2 separate regions of the Homo sapiens genome follow, and region 1 is linked to region 2. A link is a contact called in ENCODE Hi-C data. All regions are on one chromosome and are shown on one strand. Each heading gives the region's core, a stretch centred on a gene start or an enhancer-like site at or near the end of the contact. The rest is flanking DNA. Distances are from core to core; before and after follow the strand shown.

Region 1 (4,068 bases), core at 272-2,771, 300 kb before region 2:
TCAAAGTTTAATTCAAAGCATTTCCAAAATTACAGCAATCAAGCAGCAAAATTACCTTCCAAAACATATGGAAGTTGATTATTACAATTATCTTATTTCTGAAATAAGAGTATATAGTGTTGTTGCACAGATTAAATAAACTAGATAAAAGCCATTAGAACGGGGCCTGGCTCAGTTAGCACTCAATACATTAGATAGTATTTTACTAAAAGTGAAAATTACCAAATACTCTAATCCAATGTGAACTATTTAGAGCCATGCTTGAAGGGTCAACTTTGGAAACAGTAGCTGAGATAATACATATGAAGAGCCATTTGAAAAGGTAAAAGCAGTTAAGAAAAAAATTACATTACTTTTGAACTGTGATACATACAACACAGCTAACTGAAGGCAGCTGTAGTATCTTTTGACTGAGAATTTTATTTTGAAAAACCGTTATTCACACTTGTCACTATCTTTCAACAAAACAATGAGTTCTATCATTTCCACCAAACACAAACATTTCTCTGTACTTCAATAGGGCTAATCTGTTGTTTTTGAATCAAAAATACAGAGTTAAATAACTAAAAGTATAACTGGATTGTTTGTAACACAAAGGATAAGTGCCTGAAGGGATGGATACCCCATTTTCCATGTGATTCTTACATATTGCATGCCTGTATCAAAACATCTCGTGTACCCCATAAATATATACACCTATGTACCCACAAAATTTTTAAATTTAATTTTTTAAAAAATCACGGTTAAGTCTTGGTTCAGTCCACCATCAGACAGTCCTAATAGGTTAATAAGTGGATAGCAAACATCTCATTGCGACAAATACATCTTTATCAAGCCAAAACTGAACTGTAGTCAGCAAACATTGAGGACATTAAAGCTATTTTGAAACAAGTTTGAGTTACACTGAACTTATCCGGGTCATCAAGAAAAACTGCTCTCTTGGATTACCCACTACAGATTTCAGCTAAAGGTCGAAATTAGCCCACTATCTCAGATGAGCTAATACTGCAGCAGCAGGCAGTCTGTGAATGTGAATGATAAACGGAGCTAACACAGTAAAGTTACTCCCCTAGACGTTCCACTTTAGCCTCTCTCCCTAAGCAAGATTGAAAACAGCTGAAAATTGTGAAGACTTCAATGTTTTTTGATTTTTGTTTTTAATTTCTTCGTCTTCCAAGATTTGAGAAGGGGGTGGTTAACAAACGAAGAAAAAGAGAGAGACCGGAGCAAAAGAGAGAAATGAGGGGCCGGGGTAAGCCAAAGCCTGCAAGCAGCCCCAAAACAAGCGGAAGTGGGGGACCTGCCAACAATGCTGCCCCAACGAAGAGCTGTGAGAGACTGCATTCCTGGAAGGCTACGCAGCCAAACTCCGATTTTCTCAGTCTGCCCAGAGGATGACAGGGGAATCCCAGGAGAGGAAAAGCGGAGTTAAACAGGAGCAGGAGAAAAACTGAAACTACACCTTAGAAAAATACCTCACGGCCTTCGACTCCAGTCTCCCGGAAAGCGGTCGGGCAACGATGACGACAATGACGCGCCGGCTCTGCCCCCGCCACGAGCGGCGCTTCCCGATGATCTCACGCTGCTCGCCACGCCCCCTGCTCCTTAACTCTTCTCCAAAGGCAAATCTCATTTTGAGTAGCTCAGACCCATGTTGTGGGAGACGATTGCGGCGGCACTCGGAACTTTTGTCTACCTTTGTACCCGGCTAACACTCACCCCAAATACAGGTTGAGTGTATTTAACCAGGAAAAAAATCTTAGTTATCGAAACTTTGTTCGGGTTTTTACTTTCCCAGAAGCTTTTTTCAGGGCCCTCATTCTTTCTACCCTTTTATTGTCTGCCTCTAGATGAGCCTCTTAGAGCAGCTTCCCAGATTATCCGTGGGGAAGAACAGGTTCTTTATTAGATTATCCGTGGGGAAGAATGGGTTCTTTATTTTTCCAATCTGTCAGTAAAAGGTACTTCTATAAAATACAGTAAAAATGAATTAGTAGAAAAATGGGGAAAATATGTGCAAAATACAAGCCCAAATTTTTTATTAGTTTCAAATAAATGTAAAATTGCATTTCAATGTATGCAATCAGAACAAACATAATAGAAAATAAAGGCATTAACAGAAACTGTACATACTGTTCATTGAAAGTGTAGTATAAGCGATTGAGCATTGTCTTAACATTTGTAACTTGTCATTCCACGGCTGTAATTTGATAAAAAGTTATGCATGAAACAGTTGTCCGTATATTAAATGCATGTAAAAGCATTTTGAACAAGCACCATGTATGTAATATTTAAAGTTTTGGGGGAGGTTCCAAAGTGGCCGAATAGGAACAGCTCCAGTCTACAGCTCCCAGCATGAGCAACGCAGAAGATGGGTGATTTCTGCATTTCCAACTGAGGTACCGGGTTCATCTCACTGGGGCTTCTCAGACACTGGGTGCAGCCCACAGAGCAGGGCGAGGCATGACCTCACCCGGGAAGCACAAGGGATCAGGGAATTCCCTTTCTTAGCAAAGGGAAGCCATGATAGACGGTACCTGGAAAATTGGGACACTCCCATCCTAATACTGTGCTTTTCCAACGGTCTTAGCAAACGGCACACCAGAAGATTATATCCCGTGACTGGCTCAGAGGGTCCCACGCCCACGGAGCCTGGCTCACTGCTACCACAGCAGTCTGAGATCAAACTGCAAGGCAGCAGCGAGGCTGGGGGAGGGGCGTCTGCCATTGCTGAGGCTTAAGTAGATAAACAAAGTGGCCAGGAAGCTTGAACTGGGTGGAGCCCATCGCAGCTCAAGGAGGCCTGCCTGCCTCTGTAGACCCCACCTCTGGGGGCAAGGCATAGCTGAACAAAAGGCAGCAGAAAGTTCTGCAGACTTAAATGTCCGTCTGACAGCTTTGAAGAGAGTAGTGCTTCTCCCAGCACGGAGTTTGAGATCTGAGAACGGACAGACTGTCTCCTCAAGTGGGTCCCTGACCCCCGAGTAGCCTAACTGGGAGACACCTCCCAGCAGGGGCCAACTGACACCTCATACAGCTGGGTGCCCCTCTGAGATGAAGCTTCCAGAGGAAGGATCAGGCAGCAATATTTGCCATTCTGCAATATTTGCTGTTCTGCAGCCTCCGATGGTGACACCCAGGCAAACAGGGTCTAGAGTGGACCTTCAGCAAACTCCAACAGACCTGCAGCTGAGGGTCCTGACTGTTAGAAGGAAAACTAACAAAAAGAAAAGACATCCACACCAAAAACCCATCTGTACGTCACCATCATCAAAGACCAAAGGTAGATAAAACCACAAAGATGGGGATAAATCAGAGCAGAAAAGCCGAAAATTCTAAAAATCAGAGCGCCTCTTCTCCTCCAAAGGAATGCAGCTCCTCACCAGCAATGGAACAAACCTGGACAGAGAATGACTTTGACAAATTGAGAGAAGAAAGCTTCAGACGACTGGTAATAACAAACTTCTCCGAGCTAAAGGAGGATGTTTGAACCCATTGCAAAGAAGCTAAAAACCTTGAAAAAAGATTAGACGAATGGCTAACTAGAATAAACAGTGTAGAGAAGTCCTTAAATGACTGATGGAACTGAAAATCGTGGCACGAGAAGAACGTGACGCATGCACAAGCTTCAGTAGCCGATTTGATCAAGTGGAAGAAAGAGTATCAGTGATTGAAGATCAAATGAATGAAATGAAGCAAGAAGAGAAGTTTAGAGAAAAAAGAGTAAAAAGAAATGAACAAAGCCTCCAAGAAATATGAGACTTTGTGAAAAGACCAAATCTGCATCTGAATTGTGTACCTGAAAGTGACTGGGAGAATGGAACCAAGTTGGAAAACACTCTTCAGGATATCATCCAGGAGAACTTCCCCAACCTAGTGAAGCTGGCCAACATGCAAATTCAGGAAATACAGAGAACACCACAAAGATACTCGTCGAGAAGAGCAACTCCAAGACACATAATTGTCAGATTCACCAAAGTTGAAATGAAGGAAAAAATGTTAAGGGCAGCCAGAAAGGTCAGGTTACCCACAAAGGGAAGCCCATCATAGTAACAGCTGATCTCTCGG
Region 2 (3,958 bases), core at 815-3,314:
GACCCCAGTCTTCATTTTTCCTGCAGTCTGTGGGCCACTCCATTCTCTTCCAGTAAATTCCTATTTGCCTCTATTAGCCAGAGTTGTTATCTGTTGATTGCAGTGAAAGAACACTGACGGGTGTAATGAGGAAAATCTAGTCCTACGATTGCTTTCATCATCTCTGTTGAACTTATCATTGAAAAGGATCAGCTCTAGGATAACGGAGATTTGCCTTGAAGATGAAGAACAACTAATATTTATGGATACTAGTTATGTTTCAGACACTCTTCTAAATACTTCCATGTCTATCTCATTTAATCTTCAGAATGACCTCATTGGATAGGTGTTATTATCCCCGTATTACAGATGAGAAAACTGAGGCACAAAGTAATAACAAACTTGCTCATTTTCACATGGTCAGATTAACGGGTCTCTAAGTTTATTCTATGGAATATTCGTTTTTCAGGATTATATTGGTTTCCTGGGGCTGCCATAACAAAGTACCACAAACTGGTGGCTTAAAACAATGGAAATTTATTGTCTTACAGTTCTGGAGGCCGTAAGTCTGAAATCAAGGTGTCGTCAGCACCATGTTCTCTATAGCAACTCTAGGAGAGAATTGTTGCGTGCCTCTTCCAGCTTCTGGGGGTTGCTGGCCATCCTTGGCGTTCCTTGGCTTGTAAATGCATCACTCTGTTGTCACATGGCTGTTTTCTGTGTGCCCTTTTCTTATAAGGACACCAGTCACATTGGATTAAGGGCCCACTTGTTTCAGTATGACCTCATCTTAACTAATTATATCTACAATGACCCTATTTCCAAATAAGGATGCATTCTGAAGTGCTAAGGGTTAGGACTTCTTTTTTGGGAGATCTAATTCAATTTATGACAAAAAAAGTTAACATAAATTGTTCAAAAAAGAATGCTATGGCGAAGTAAGTTTGGAAAACACCATTATAGGATTCTTTACTGTAGTACTTTGGCGGGGCGAAGGTCTTTAATTTGTTCATCATTTAGAGGAGTTGCCAACCTGGGATTATTTTGTAAAGTTTCTCAAAAACCTGTTTGATGATGGACTTCTTTTTACAGGCTGACTGTGAGATCAGCACTCAACGTGGAACACCTGTTCTCATGCCTGATGTGAGGCAGTGGCACCCTAGCACATCCCTCCCTGGTTCTTCTGCTTTCCCCTGTGACCTGCAGCGTCAACTTGAGACAACTTTTCTTCTCTGAGCCTGAGTTTCCTTACTCTAAGATAAGGAAAATAATATACTTTCCCTATGGGTTTGATGTGTGGACTCATTTTTGTTGTTGTTTGTTTTGAGATGAAGTCTTTCTCTGTCGCCCAGGCTGGAGTGCAGTGGACCAATCTCGGCTCACTGCAACCTCCGCCTCCCAGGTTCAAGTGATTCTGCTGCCTCAGCCTCCCGAGTAGCTGGGACTACAGGCACACGCCACCATGCCCGGCTAATTTTTGTATTTTTAGTAGAGACAAGGTTTCACCATGTTGGCCAGGCTGGTCTTGAACTCCTGACCCCAGGTGATCCATCTGCCTTGGCCTCCCAAAGTGCTGGGAGTACAGGCGTGAGCTACCATGCCTGGCCGATGTGCAGACTAATTTAGTTTAAAATAAGTAGGCTGAGAAACACTTGATACAGGGCTTGGCATAGAGAGAAGTAGGCATTCATTTAGTAGTTAACTTTGTTATGCTAACCAGATGGTTCTGAATTTCTTGGCATTTTTATTGGGCATTTCCAGGATCTCAAGAATAATCCTTACTCAGGACAATTTTCACCAACAAGTTTTTCTTGTTCATCTTCCTCTTCCTTTCATCACTTCTTTTTCTCTTTAAAAGAGGGATTTTCTGTATGGTAGTAAGAATTTCCCTTAGGTAAATATTCAACCCAACTGTGGTTTTAATAAGTCTCCAGCATTAGCAAGGAATGGGTGGTTTACTCTGCAGTTCCTTATTCTGATCTTCCAACCCAGTGAGGGGAAGAGGATGTGATCATGCGACCGCCAGCAGAAGGGAAATTGTGAAAGCGACCTGCTGTAGAAAAGGCGGCCCACAGCCACCTCAGCATGCAGAGGAGGCCCAGCTGCTGAGAGGAGTTGCCTGAGAGTGACCTTTGCATCTGCCTGTCCAGCCAGCATGGAACCAAAGCGGATCAGAGAGGGCTACCTTGTGAAGAAGGTGAGCGAAGGTGCCACTTACCAGGGTGTCAGTGGACATGGGCTGGGGAGACTTGGGTTCAGCTCCACCGGCTACCTGCTCATCTTAGGAATGTTTCCTGTTCAACCAGTTGGGTTGAAATAGGGGAGCGTGGTAGCACATAGAATGTTGGAGTGGGGTTAGGGGAGTGGGGATACTCATCCAGCCCCGGCTTCCTTACAGTTTGATATTACGGGTCTGAGAATTCCAGATGGCAGGGCCTGGAAGGTGGGGATCTAAGCTAACTCCCTCCAGATTTAGAATATCCTTTTTAAGAGGCACACAGATGTGTTCTGTCAGAAGATATACTCCTCTTCTATGGAGGTTTCTTGGAGGGACTATTCATTTTTTATTTAAATTCCACTTCCCCTCAGTTCTTTTTTTGGGAGGCAAGGGGAAAAAAGTGATTAAAGAGTTGATATAATGATAGAGTAATTACGGCTTATTTCTTGGGCCATCTTCTTGGAATTGACACGTTTAAAAAAAACCTTATCTTTTTTTAATTGGGCTGAAATCTCTTCACTCACAATTCTTAGTAAATTTGCATAATGTGGCATCGAGGTGGTAGATGCACCATTTTAAAGATTAGGGTACTGAAAAAGGCTTAGCCTCCCTGGTGTGCATCATGAAAATTGAATTTTCTTAGTGCTGTTTGTCTTTCTTCGGATGCTGAGTGTGTGCTGTGTGGTTGTGAAAGCTCCCCGGGATGTGAATTCACACATAGGACTTGGTGTCCTGTGGGCAACACCTATATACACAGATATGCTCACACTAACCTTAGTGAGTGGATTGTTTCAGAAATGAGCTGAACGTAGTGCCTTCCTTCAGGTGCTTAGCTTTTTAGTTGAATGAACAGTGAATGTGAGTCTGTTTTAGGCTACTCATTTGTTTCACGTTTTAACCTACAATGTTCTACCTGTAAGGGGGGTTAAATAGCACACATTGCTGCCTGCTTCCATTTTGACTTCAGGCTGGAGGGACCCTAGGTCATCTGGCCTAATTCCTTCATTTGCAGAAGAGGAGACAGACCCAGAAGGCTCGGTGATTGCCCCAAGTCACATGGCTATGACAGTTGTGACCAGCCACTCCTTCTCTGATGCTTAGGTTTCTGATTCATGGCACTGAACTTTGTTCATTACTCCAGCATTTTCTTAAAGCAGATTTATTCCAAGTTAGGATTTGTAGTGTATTTGTGATGGTGAGAGCTATGAGTTGGTACTGGAGAATAAGTGGGCCCTCAGCTGCTAATCTCTGTAGCCAGCTGTGCTTCGAAACATCCTTTGGAAAAGACACACTTATACATAGAAGTGTAAAAGATTACTTGCAATAGGCACCAATAATAATTGGCGAGACCTGGTAATAATTAATATTGACTTATTCCTTTCCTGATCACTTGTGCTAGTATCCTGAGAAGAGCAAGTGAATAGGAACATTTCTGCAAGTTTTTGTTTGTTTTTTTAAACAATTAAAAACATCTTGCAATGAAAATTGCTGTTATAAAGTTTGTATGCTCATATTTTAATCTCCCTAAATTACAAAAATATGAAGACTAAATTTCTAATAAGTGAAGCTGTCTCACTAAAAATTGGGGATGATAGAGTCAGGGTTGTCAAGCATGTGGATTTAAATTAATAAATAGTTTTTAATTAGTGAGAGTAGTTCTCTCAGATTGTAAAAGCCAATCTAGAAAATGTGCCTGGAATTAAATAGTGAAATTTTGTATTGATAGTTTTACAATTTATATCTTCCATAATTTTCATGTTT

What was found. A loop is a pair of places that touch in the nucleus more often than their neighbours do. Pooled maps may share reads with other maps.
Region 1: a pooled map shows a loop between it and region 2 (4-fold over the local background). The contact joins the promoter of C1D here to the promoter of PLEK in region 2. A Hi-C loop is called at or near these places in 2 of 37 single-sample maps with no recorded cell type and 9 of 50 pooled maps.

Annotation. Positions count from the first base shown.
Region 1 is chr2:68,061,483-68,065,550 of GRCh38, forward strand. It overlaps C1D (C1D nuclear receptor corepressor), which reads right to left and starts at 1,522. Exons shown (of 5, transcript NM_173177.3): 1 at 1,476-1,522. RefSeq lists enhancers at 1,090-2,289, 1,211-1,620, 1,373-1,873.
Region 2 is chr2:68,363,218-68,367,175 of GRCh38, forward strand. It overlaps PLEK (pleckstrin), which reads left to right and starts at 2,065. Exons shown (of 9, transcript NM_002664.3): 1 at 2,065-2,176. The coding sequence starts at 2,135. LOC101927723 (a long non-coding RNA gene) reads right to left here and starts at 3,187. Exons shown (of 2, transcript NR_187652.1): 1 at 2,198-3,187. RefSeq lists an enhancer at 2,025-2,104.